2 separate regions of the Homo sapiens genome follow, and region 2 is linked to region 1. A link is a contact called in ENCODE Hi-C or POLR2A ChIA-PET data. All regions are on one chromosome and are shown on one strand. The core of a region is the stretch at or near the end of the contact, and the rest is flanking DNA. Distances in the headings are between cores, read along the strand shown. Region 1 has its middle 38 kb from the start of SOST. Region 2 holds the start of ASB16-AS1 (ASB16 antisense RNA 1).

Region 1 (5,537 bases), core at 1,945-4,444:
GCATGTGCCACCACACCAGGCTAATTTTTAAATTTTTTGTTAAGAAAAGGTCTCACCATGTTGTCCATGCTGGTCTCAAACTCCTGGGCTCAAGTGATTTTCCCGCCTCAGCCTCCCAAAGCACTGAGATTAGAGGCATAAGCCACCGCAACAGGCCATCATCAACTTAATTCTAAGGCATTTCCCACCCCCACCCTCATTCCCTGAACTCCCATCCTCCTTTGATCCTCAGTCAAGGCCAACTTCGAAAACTCCTTGGTAATCAGCTGGGAGCTTGCAGGGCCCAGACCTTCAGCAGCTTGTGGGAATGTCCCATGAGGAACTTTTTTTTTGTCAAAAGAATGCCAGGAGTTTAATTACTGTGTGGCCCATGGAGGTGATTTCCATTTATCAGCCAGAACCCAGACAGATCCTAGGAAGGCCCATCATGTGAGGCTGTGGCCGCCGTGGCCTGCTCTCTCCAGCAAAGGATAACCCTGGGGCCTGTGCCCTGGGCAGGGGCAGCAGGAATGCTTTGAATGCTTCCCCTGCATGTGGCCTTGGGTTTTACCAATGGCTACAGCGGGTGGTTTAATTAATAAATGTCCACTGCTTGTCATTTATCATTAGCAAAACAGGAGGGGTTGGAGGTGGGGGCAGCCAAGAGGGCAGGGAAGCTTTCTCCAAACAAGGTGCACCGATAAATTAAAGCTTTATCCATCAGTCTCACAGGCTGGCTGCTGTTGTACAGCCCCACGTTACTTTCCTCTGGTTCAGAGGCCAATCTCATGTTTCTGAAGGGCTTTGCAGCAGCTGTAGGGGGTTTCATCTATGACTGTGTTTCCCTTGTCAAATCTCAGCAAAGGACTGTGTTGCATGGTATGGAGGAGAGAGAGCAGCATGTGCCCAGGGGACTGGTTCCCATCGGGGTCTCAAACTGAAACTCTATGGTGGATCCAGCCTGAGGCTAGATTTTTGTTTGGCTACAATGGCATTTGACAAATTGGAAATTTTTACATAAAAATTCAAGTTTCTGGCTTCTATTGAAAAAGCAAGGCGAGGCAAAACCAAACCCTCTTTTTCAGTATGGCAACAAGCAGCTGATGGCCAGCTTAGGCAGGCAGGGCAGCCATGTGAGGTTGTGTGAGTTGTGCACTGCACAAAAGCACCTAGCAGAAGGTGCAAATGGAGGCTGAATCCAGGCCAGGCTGTCTTTCCAGCAGAAGCCCTGTAGGCAGGATGCAGGCCTTCCACTTCCCCACCACCGCTGACAATCCCTGCTACTTTACTCACCTACTCCATTCATTTACGTTACCTATCTGAGCTTGGTAAGCACTTGGTGTTTTCATTCCTAGTATACAATCAGGGCACTATTTCGTCTTCTCTATGTGAGAAATGCCTCTTCAACCTTCAAGGCTCAGCTCAACTCATAGAAGCTCCCTGGTGGTACCCTCCTCTGTATTTTCTCAACAGCAACCCACACTGCTATTATAGCACTCGGCACACCCTTGTGCTCTAATTTGTTAGCGGATCCTGTTTCCTGCAGACTTTGAGCCCCTTGAAGATAGATCCTACCATTTCTACTTTTCCTCTGCCTGGCACATAATGGGCACTAAATCAGTAGGGCTGAATGAATGGGTTTATGGCCAAGTGTGCCCCAGGCAAGGGAGGCCTCCAAGAGGCTGCCTAAAATCCTAAGCCAGGAAGGTCAGGAAAGGGTGATAAAAGGTTTTAACTTTGGGGTTTTGAAAGACCCTAGACTCCTAGGTTTCTTCTCTTGGACACTCTATGGGGCACTTAAAATCCTGAGTCATGCTGATTTTGGGATTTCCTCTGACCAGAAAGCTGAGTGTTTAAGACTTTTCACATTCGCTTGTTTTGTTGCAAGGAGCTAGTAAGAGCTCAGCCTGGCCTCTCCCAAAACCACTCATAAAGGAGCAGCAGACATGGTGCAGCCAACAGAGACTTCAGGGAACAAGGATGGCTGTGACTTGTGCAGAGCAATTCTGGGATCCTGGAACCTGAAATACATCTCCTCCCCAGAAATTTAGCCTGAAATTTCTTTAACCAAGATCAAAAGGTGAACCTTGCTTCTAATAATCACAGAGGACTGAATGTGTTCTGCGAAGGAGAGCCACACTGGTCTAAATTATTTCCAACTAACGTGTAAATGACTGATAGAGGTTTTTGGTTTTTTTGTTTTGTTTTTGTTGATTTTTTTTTTTTCCTAAATGCTAGTTTGGTGAGAAGGTAAAAAGAGTTATAAAAGTGCAACACCAAGGCGGGTGGATCGCGAGGTCAGGAGTTCGATACCAGCCTGGCCAACATGGTGAAACCCCATCTCTACTAAAAGTACAAAGAATTAGCTGGGCGTGGAGGCGCGCCCCCGTAATCCCAGCTCCTCGGAGGCTGAAGCAGGAGAATCGCTTGAACCCGGGAGGCGGAGGTTGCAGCGAGCCGAGATCGCGCCATTGCACTCCAGCCTGGGTGACAGAGCGAGACTCCGTCTCAAAAAAAAAAAAAAAAAAAAAAAAAAAAAAAAAAGCAACAAGCCCTCTCGCCTAGTCTCTCCTTTGTCGTCCAGACCCTCGCGGCCGCGGGCGTTCGTGGTTCGTCCCCTCCGCCCCCTCCGTCCCCTCCGCCCTTTCCGCCGCGCTGACTCGCCGCTTCCTCCTGGGCTCCATCGCCCCAAACCCGGGACTGCACTTCCCGGCAGACGCCGCGGCCAATGAGGGAGGGGCTGAGGATTTGGCGGCGGCGGCGCCCCGAGAGTCGGGGTGACGGGGCTTTGTGCGCTGAGGCGGAGGCTGCCAGCACGGAGGCGGAGGCCCAGGGGCTGTGCACAGGTCACCGCGGAGAGACGTGCGATTTCCCAGCCGAGCGCCGAGGACCCTGCTGCCCAGGCCAGGCTGCCAGCCGTAGGCTCCTCTCTGGCGGCAGCGGGGGCGCGGCGACACCCGTCTCTCGGCCTCCCCTTCCCACCCCACCTCCGGAGCCTTCCTCCTGCCGCAGCACGCCTGGCCTGGTCCGGCTGTGGCCCTCCTCGATCTCCGTGTCCCTCCTGTGATCGCATTGAGACGGCCGGGCGGTTAGAACGGGACAAACTGAAGGCCCGATGAGAGAAAGGGAAAGTTAAGAATGCTGGAGCAGAACAATGGATTTCTCTTTCTCTTTCATGCAAGGGATCACGGGAAACACAGTTCAACAACCACCTCAACTCACTGACTCCGCCAGCATCCGTCAGGAGGATGCCTTTGATAACAAAATTGACATTGCTGAAGATGGTGGCCAGACACCATACGAAGCTACCTTGCAGCAAAGCTTTCAATACTCACCTACAACAGATCTTCCTCCACTCACAAATGGCTACCTGCCATCAATCAGCATGTATGAAATTCAAACCAAATACCAGTCGCATAATCAATATCCTAATGGGTCAGCCAATGACTTTGGCGCAGCTAGAAACTTTAGCCCCACTGACTATTACCATTCAGAAATTCTAAACAGAAGACCACATTAAATTCTAGAAAACCCTTCCCCTCCACAGCCACCACTTCGGTACCACAAACTGTGATTCCAAAGAAGAGTGGCTCACCTGAAGTTAAACTAAAAATAACCAAAACTATCCAGAATGGCAGGGAATTGTTCAAGTCTTCCCTTTGTGGAGACCTTTTAAATGAAGTACAGGCAAGTGAGCACACGAAGTCAAAGCATGAAAGCAGAAAAGAAAAGAGGAAAAAACCCAAAAAGCATGACTCATCAAGATCTGAAGAGCGCAAGTCACACAAAATCCCCAAATTAGAACCAGAGGAACAAAATAGACCAAATGAGAGGGTTCACACCATATCAGAAAAACCAAGGGAAGATCCAGTACTAAAAGAGGAAGCCCCAGTTCAGCCAATACTATCTTCTGTTCCAACAACAGAAGTGTCCACTGGTGTTAAGTTTCAAGTTGGTGATCTTGTGTGGTCCAAGGTGGGAACCTATCCGTGCTGGCCTTGTATGGATTGAAGTGATCCCCAGCTGGAGGTTCATACCAAAATTAACACAGGAGGTGCCCGAAAATATCATGTCCAGTGTTTTAGCAAACAGCCAGAGAGGGTGTGGGTTCATGAAAAATGGGTACAGGAGTATAAAGGTCATAAGCGGTATGAAGAATTACTGGCTGAGGCAACCAAACAAGCCAGCAATCACTCTGAGAAACAAAAGATTTGGAAACCCTGACCTCAGAGAGAACATGCTCAATGGGATTTTGGCATTGCCCATGCAGAGAAAGCATTGAAAATGACTTGAGAAGAAAGAATAGAACAGTATACTTTTATCTATATTGATTAACAGCCTGAAGAGGGTTTATCCCAAGCAAAAAAGAATGTTGGGGCCGGGCGCGGTGGCTCACGTCTGTAATCCCAGCACTTTGGGAGGCCCAGGCGGGCGGATCACAAGGTCAGGAGATTGAGACCATCCTGGCTAACACGGTGAAACCCCGTCTCTACTAAAAAAATACAAAAAAATTAGCCGGGCATGGTGGTGGGCGCCTGTAATCCCAGGTACTTGGGAGGCTGAGGCAGGAGAATGGCATGAACCGGAGATCGCACCACTGCATTCCAGCCTGGGCGACAGAGCGAGACTCCATCTAAAAAAAAAAAAAAAAAGAATGTTGTCTCCAAAGCCGAAGTTAAAAAAACCTGATGACCAAGATCTGTGCTTTAAACTCAGCCAGAACAGATCAATGCAGGGGAGGTGGCCTCCTCACTCTCAAGTACTGACATTTGGAGACACAGCCCGAGGCAGCACACAAGCGCGGACGAGGAAGAGCCACCTCCTGTTAAAATAGCCTGGAAAACTGTGGCAGCAAGGAAATCCTACCAGCTTCCATTACAATGCACAAAGGGAGCCTGGATTTGCAGAAGTGTAACATGTCTCCAGCTGTGAAAATTGAAGAAGTGTTTGCTCTTCAGAATGCTACAGAGGATGGGAAATTAATTTGTTTATTCAACAAAGGGAATTGGTAACAAAACAGAAATAAGTGTCAGGGGGCAAGACAGGCTTATAATTTCTAAACCAAACCAGAGAAATGAAAAGCCAATGCAGAATATATCATCTCTTGAAGCAACATCTGGTTCTACAGGCTCAGTAGAAAAGAAGCAACAGAGAAGATCAATTAGAACTTGTTCTGAATCAGAGAAGTCCACTGAGGTTGTGCCAAAGAAGAAGATAAAAAAGGAGCAGGTTGAAATAGTTCCTCAGGCTACAGTGAAGACTGGATTACAGAAAGGGTCGGCGGACTGGGGAGTGCAGGGCTCTGTCAGATTCAGTGACAGCTCCATCTCCACAGCGATTGAGGAAACTGTAGACTGAGATTCCTGTACAATTTCATCCCAGAAAATCCAGACTTGTAGTCTCCATGCAAGATTTCTTTTTCTGTCGGCAGCTTGATAAACAGTTTATTTGTTTTAGATTTTGATTTTGCCAGTCATCATTATTGGCATTTTCCTGCCTGGTTTCTTCTTGAAGACTCTGAACGATTGCTTTAACATTCAAATGATTTTTTTTTTTTT
Region 2 (5,537 bases), core at 873-3,372, 470 kb before region 1:
CCTTTGCCTCTATTGTGAAACTCTTGCTTTCACGTTCTGTGACCTTCCTCTCTCAAACTCCAACTTCCCAATGAGTGTGGATCAGCAGGAAAAGCCCACAGCCTTGCTGCTGCTGCTACTGTTGTTGCTTTTTTGGTGAATGAGGAAAAATCTTTGCTGAGGCCTGAGTTTCTCTAGGATTTCTATCGCTTGGTCAAGCAAATATGCCTCCTAAGCAGCCTCCAAAGTGGCTTCAGAGAGACCCAAAAGCCTGGAATATTTTACTGTGGGGCCCCCCTGGAAGCACTGTTTAGCCATCCCTGCCAGATTGTCTCATTTGAGCCTATTTCATTCCTGGTCACAGATCCAGGCTGCCAGATGTCAAGAGCCAAAGAAAACTGACCTACCATCAAAAGCAGAGTCAGACAAATCTAAAACGATAACTCTGTAGGGACCGCGGGCAGATACTATGCAGCAGACATTATGTGCCGCCTCTGAAACTTCTGGCAAGCCCTGGGGAGCAACTTGGGACAGACACCAGAAGCACCACCTTCCTGGGTCACCATGGGCCCACTCCTGCAATGACCACTCCCCAAGTGGAGTGATTTGAAAAAGATTCCATAACAGCTCTCACAATCCATATCTCAGTCTCTCTTCTTTCACTGTGAAGGTTCTGCTGCTGCAGTTTCTTAGAAAGGCAGGAAGGGTCCCTGCTTGCTCCTTGGAGTACCTACTATTTCCCTTGGAGAATCTGCTGCTTTCACAGCTGTCCCTGGGCAAATCCAGTCTGGTGATTACCATTATCAGACTATTCTCACAGCACCTATAAAACTTCATTATACTTATGTACCTGTCCATCTTTCTATTAGACTCCTGGTAGACAAGGATCGTATGTATTTCTCTTGGTACTGAAGTGTCCAATATAATGCCCCAGTAGTTGCTCAAAGAATTATCTGTGGAACACATCAACATCCTTATTTAATATACCGGCCCTGGAGTTAGAAAAACAACTAATTATAACCCCAGTCTTGCGTCTTACTAGCTATAACACCTCAGACAACTTTCTCAGAGCCTCAGCTTTCTCATCAGTAAAATGGGGTTAAAAACAGTACCTACCTCATGAGGTTGTTTTGAAGATGACGTGAAATCATCGAAGCAAAATACTTGGCACAGTGCCTGGCACACTGCAAATTGCAATTGCTTAATAACGGTAGTAATTATTTATCACAACCACAACTAACCCCTGATGGTAAGAAGGTTAATGTTATTAACCATGATTTACAGGAAAAGAAACTGCGGCAAAGAAAGACGAAAACGATTGGCACAGACACAGGGAACTCTCGTGGGGAGGGGCCCGGCAGGACCCCAGGTGTCCGGCCTCAGGGGTCTTTGCTCTGTCCCTCAGCCTGTGATCTACCCTGTCCGTACCGTGACCGCACGGTGAGGAGGGGTCCCGCACCCTTTTTCTGAGGCGAAGGTTCCGCTTTTGGATGGTCCTATTCCCTCGGCGTTGGACTGGGGTCCATGGGCCCACCCGAACCGAAGGGCTGCCTGGCCCCAGCCTCCGTGATAAGACCAGTTGTCCCGGCCAGTGAGGAGTAGGGTCGGCTAAGGGGGTCACAAACCGTCCACACCCCTCAAACTTCGGGGCGGGGCTGGGGAACTGGGGGCGGGGCTTCAGGACGCGAGGAGTCATGGGAAATTAAAGGGGGATTGGACCGGCACTGTGCCTGGATGGGGAAGTCCTCACCTGAAAAGACCAGACTAAATGTTTTGACCTCGCCAGGACGGCCCCTGGACTCGTCTTTCCGTAGGGGTCGGGAAAAGGGCTGGCAATCTGCGATTCTGTTCAGGGTCCGGTCTCTTCCGGCTTCTCCCGGAAGCTGTTATACCAGGGACAGGAAGTCCCGCCTCCGCGCCTTGCACTGATGACGCGAAGCTGCGTAAGACGGGCTGACGTAAAAGGTATTCTTTAAATAAAAGGGACAGGTTTCTCAGCGGAAGGAGGGGTGGAGTCATTGTTGGCGGGATTGCGGCCCTCCCAGAGCGGGGCCACGCCTGGTGGGCGGGGCCTTAGGCAATCCAGGGTGAGAGGCGGGGCCAGGGGGGAGGAGTTAGCGCGGAGGTACTTGGGAAAGGGGCGTGGCTTCGCGACTGCGGAAGGTTGCCCGGGCTGGCGCCGCTGGGCAGAGCCGGTGCGACGTTTCCCTTTCCAGCTTTGTTCTTCCGGCCCTGCTGTCTGCCTCCCCGGCTGATTGGATTCGTTACTGCTTTGCAACGCGCACCTAACTCCAGGTTAGCGGGGATTAGTAAGAACTCAGCTCTGGGCCAGTCGGGAAGACAGATAAGGAGACCAGTTAGTCAGCATCCAGTGCTTGAAGAGTGCGGCCCCAGGTAGTGTGGGACCCGGAGAAAGAAGGCGGGAAAGCATTTCAAAGAAGGCACAGATTCGGCGCAGGCTTAGGACACAAAAAGGGGGAAAAGTCCAGCTTTCAAGAACTTATCCAGATTTTTGCAGTTAAAATTTTTTCTTTTTTGAGACGGGAGTTCCGCTCTTGTTGCCCAGGCTGGAGTGCAATGGCGCGATCTCGGCTCACTGCAACCTCCGCCCCCCCGGGTTCAAGCGATTCTTTTGCCTCAGCCTGCCGAGTAGCTGGGATTACAGGCATGCGCCACCACGCCCCGCTAATTTTGTATTTTAGTAGAGACAGGGTTTCTCCATGTTGGTCAGGCTGGTCTCGAACTCCCGACCTCAGGTGATCCGCCCCCGTCTCGGCCTCCCAAAGTGCTGGCATTACAGGCGTGAGCTACCGCGCTCGGCCGCAATTAAAATTTTTTCTAAAAACTTACTGTGGCCGGGGGGAGTGGCTTACTCTTGTAATCCCACCGCTTTGGGAGGCAGAGGTGGGAGGATCGCTTGAGCTCAGGAGTTCGAGGCTGCAGTGAGCTATGATCTGAGCCACTGCATTGCACCCGACAGGGAGGCCTTGTCTCCAAAAAAAAAAAAAAAAGCGCTGGAGTTTGGGGTTTTGGAGAACTACTGATTAAAGGATAAATAATCCAGACAGGGGCAAACATAAGCAAAAAGCTCGGTGGCTTCTACCAACTGAACACTGGCAGAAGTAGCACTTAGATCAAGAAATAGATAATTAGGACTGGCGCGGTGGCTCACGCCTGTAATCCCAACACGTTAGGAGGCTAAGGCAGGCGGATCACAAGGTCAGGAGTTCAAGACCAGCCTGGGTAACATGGTGAAATCCCGTCTCTACTAAAAATACAAAAATTAGCCGGGCGTGGTGGCGCACGCCTGTAATCCTGGCTACTCAGAAGGCTGAGGCAGGAGAATGGCTTGAACCTGGGAGGCGGAGGTTGCAGTGAGCTGAGATGGAGCCACTGCACGCCAGCTGGGGTGACAGAGCGAGACTCTGTCTCAGGAAAAAAAAAAAAAAGAAAGAATTACCCCAGAATCTCCCCCTTCATGTCTTCTTCTAGCCATTAACCTCCAAAGAGTAATCACTATTCTGACGTCTGTCACCATACATTAGTTTTTCCTGTTTTTGTACTTGCTATAAATGGAATCCAACTGTGTATCCTCTTCGGTGTCTAGCTTCTTTTTTGTAAGTCCTTTCATTGTGGTAAAATAAACATAGCTAGGCACAGTGGCATGCACCTGTAGTCCCAGCTACTCTGAAGGCTGACTCAGCAGTGTCACTTGAGCCCAGGAGTTAAAGGCCAGCCTGGGCAACACAGGGAGACCTCTATCTCTAAAGATAAATATATACATATACGTAACATAAAACTTAAAACCATTTTAACTATTTTTAAGTTTGCAATTCAGTGGCATTAAGTACATTCACAAAGCCGGGCACAGTGGCTCATACTTGTAATCCCAGCACTTTGGGAGGCTGAGGCAGGAGGATCCCTTGAGCCAGGAGTTCAAGACCAGCCTGGGCAATATGGTGAGACCCCCATCTCTAAAAAAAAATTAATTAGCTGGGCATGGTGGCGTGTGCCTGTGGTCCCAGCTACTCAGGAGGCTGAAGTGGGATGATTGACCCTAGGAGGTTAAGGCTGCAGTGAGCCATGAGCCAGCTACTCAGGAGGCTGAGGTGGGATGATTGCTTGACCCTAGGGTCAAGATTGCAGAGAGCTGTGATCGCGCCACTATGCTCCAACCTGGGAGACAGAGTGAGACTCCGTCTCAAAATAAAAAAAAATGTAAAGGAAAATAATTGTCTTCAGCTGAGCATGGTGGCTCTAGAGTGTAATTGCAGCACTTGGGGAGGCTAAGGTGGGAGGATCACTTGAGTCCAGGAGTTTGAAACCAGCATGGGCAACATTGCGAGACCCTGTCGCTACAAAAAATTTAAAAATTAGCCAGGCCTGGCGGTGTGTGCCTGTAGTCCCAGCTACTTGGGAGGCTGAGGTGGGAGAATCATTGGAGCCTAGGAGGTCAAGGCTACAGTGAGCTGTGATTGCGTCACTGCACTCCAGCCTGGCATACAGAAAGACCCCGTTTCAATCAATCAATAAAAACCACTCTGGGAGATCTTCCCAAGGCAGTACACATGCTGGTCACTTGGAATCCCTCCCTAGTTCTTTCCTGCCATGGGTAATATGGATTTGTCTAACCACTCCAACATGAGTTGTTGCAAGCAACGCTGAGAGGAATATTCCTGTATGTAGCCTGCCTTTTGTGTAACTGGGAACAGTGTTTAAGGAAGTGGCCAAATTGCCCCCAAAGAGGCGATTTGTCCACCAACAGGATTTGCACACCTGGCCTTGTATCCTGATTTTTTTTTTTTTTTTTTTGGAGACGAGTTTTGCTGTCACCCAGGCTGGAGTGCAGTGGGAGATCTCAGCTCACTGCAACTTCCGCCTCCCAGGTTCAAGTGATTCTCCTGCCTCAACCTACTGAATAGCTGGGAGTATATGTGTGTGCCACCACACCTGGCTAATTTTTGTATTTTTAGTAGGGAAGGGTTTCACCATGTTGGCCAGGCTGGTCTCGAACTCCTGGCCTCAGGTGATCTGCCTGCCTCGGCCTCCGAAAGTGCTGGGATTATAGGCGTGAGCTATCGCGCCTGGCCTACTTTTTGTATTTTTAGTAGAGAAAGGGTTTCACAATGTCAGCCAGGCTGGTCTTGAACTCCTGACCTCAGGCGATCCACCCGCCTCGGCCTCCCCAAGTGCTGGGATTACAGGCGTAAGCCACTGCACCCAGGTATTTTTCTTTTTTAACGGTATCTTTTGTAGTTGTAAATATATCAGAAAAGGCTGAGCTGGCTGTGGTCGGCGTGCTGTAAAGGGGTAGAAAGTTCAGCATTGCCCCTGAGAGTGAGGCTCCCAGCCTCCCTCTCTAGGGAGGAGTTCTTTTTCTTCTGTCAGGCCTTTTGGCTCTGTAAAACTAAAGCACAAATTTTCATCCAGAAAGGGGGTGTTGCATTCTGCATAACAAGGTGAAAAAACTGTCTTTGTGTTGATGAAATGGAATCCCAAAGATATAACTCTCCTGGAGGAGGGAAAGTTGGGCAGCTGCAGCAGGAGGCAGACCCCAG

What was found. Hi-C counts contacts between places; a loop is a spot of excess contacts on that map. ChIA-PET counts read pairs that join two places held with the same protein, here RNA polymerase II (POLR2A). Pooled maps may share reads with other maps.
Region 2: a map of naive thymus-derived CD4-positive, alpha-beta T cell shows a loop between it and region 1 (22-fold over the local background). The contact joins the promoter of ASB16-AS1 here to the enhancer-like site in region 1. A Hi-C loop is called at or near these places in 1 of 168 maps with a recorded cell type or tissue (naive thymus-derived CD4-positive, alpha-beta T cell) and 5 of 50 pooled maps. POLR2A ChIA-PET finds 5 or more read pairs at or near these places in 1 of 52 experiments (naive thymus-derived CD8-positive, alpha-beta T cell).

What each region holds. Positions count from the first base shown.
Region 1 is chr17:43,718,033-43,723,569 of GRCh38, reverse strand. It overlaps the pseudogene WHSC1L2P. Among named protein-coding and RNA genes, the nearest start is that of SOST, 38 kb to the left of the region's middle. RefSeq lists silencers at 2,547-2,606, 2,757-2,866, 2,897-2,966 and an enhancer at 4,406-5,010. Within about 2 kb of position 3,194, at least 34 of the 41 ENCODE cell types and tissues checked have a DNase peak (open chromatin) inside an H3K27ac peak, as active enhancers do.
Region 2 is chr17:44,183,302-44,188,838 of GRCh38, reverse strand. It overlaps ASB16-AS1 (ASB16 antisense RNA 1), which reads left to right and starts at 2,122. Exons shown (of 3, transcript NR_049730.1): 1 at 2,122-2,274. It overlaps TMUB2 (transmembrane and ubiquitin like domain containing 2), which reads right to left and starts at 1,867. Exons shown (of 4, transcript NM_001076674.3): 1 at 1,730-1,867; 2 at 1,096-1,163. The coding sequence starts at 1,130. RefSeq lists an enhancer at 2,009-2,543.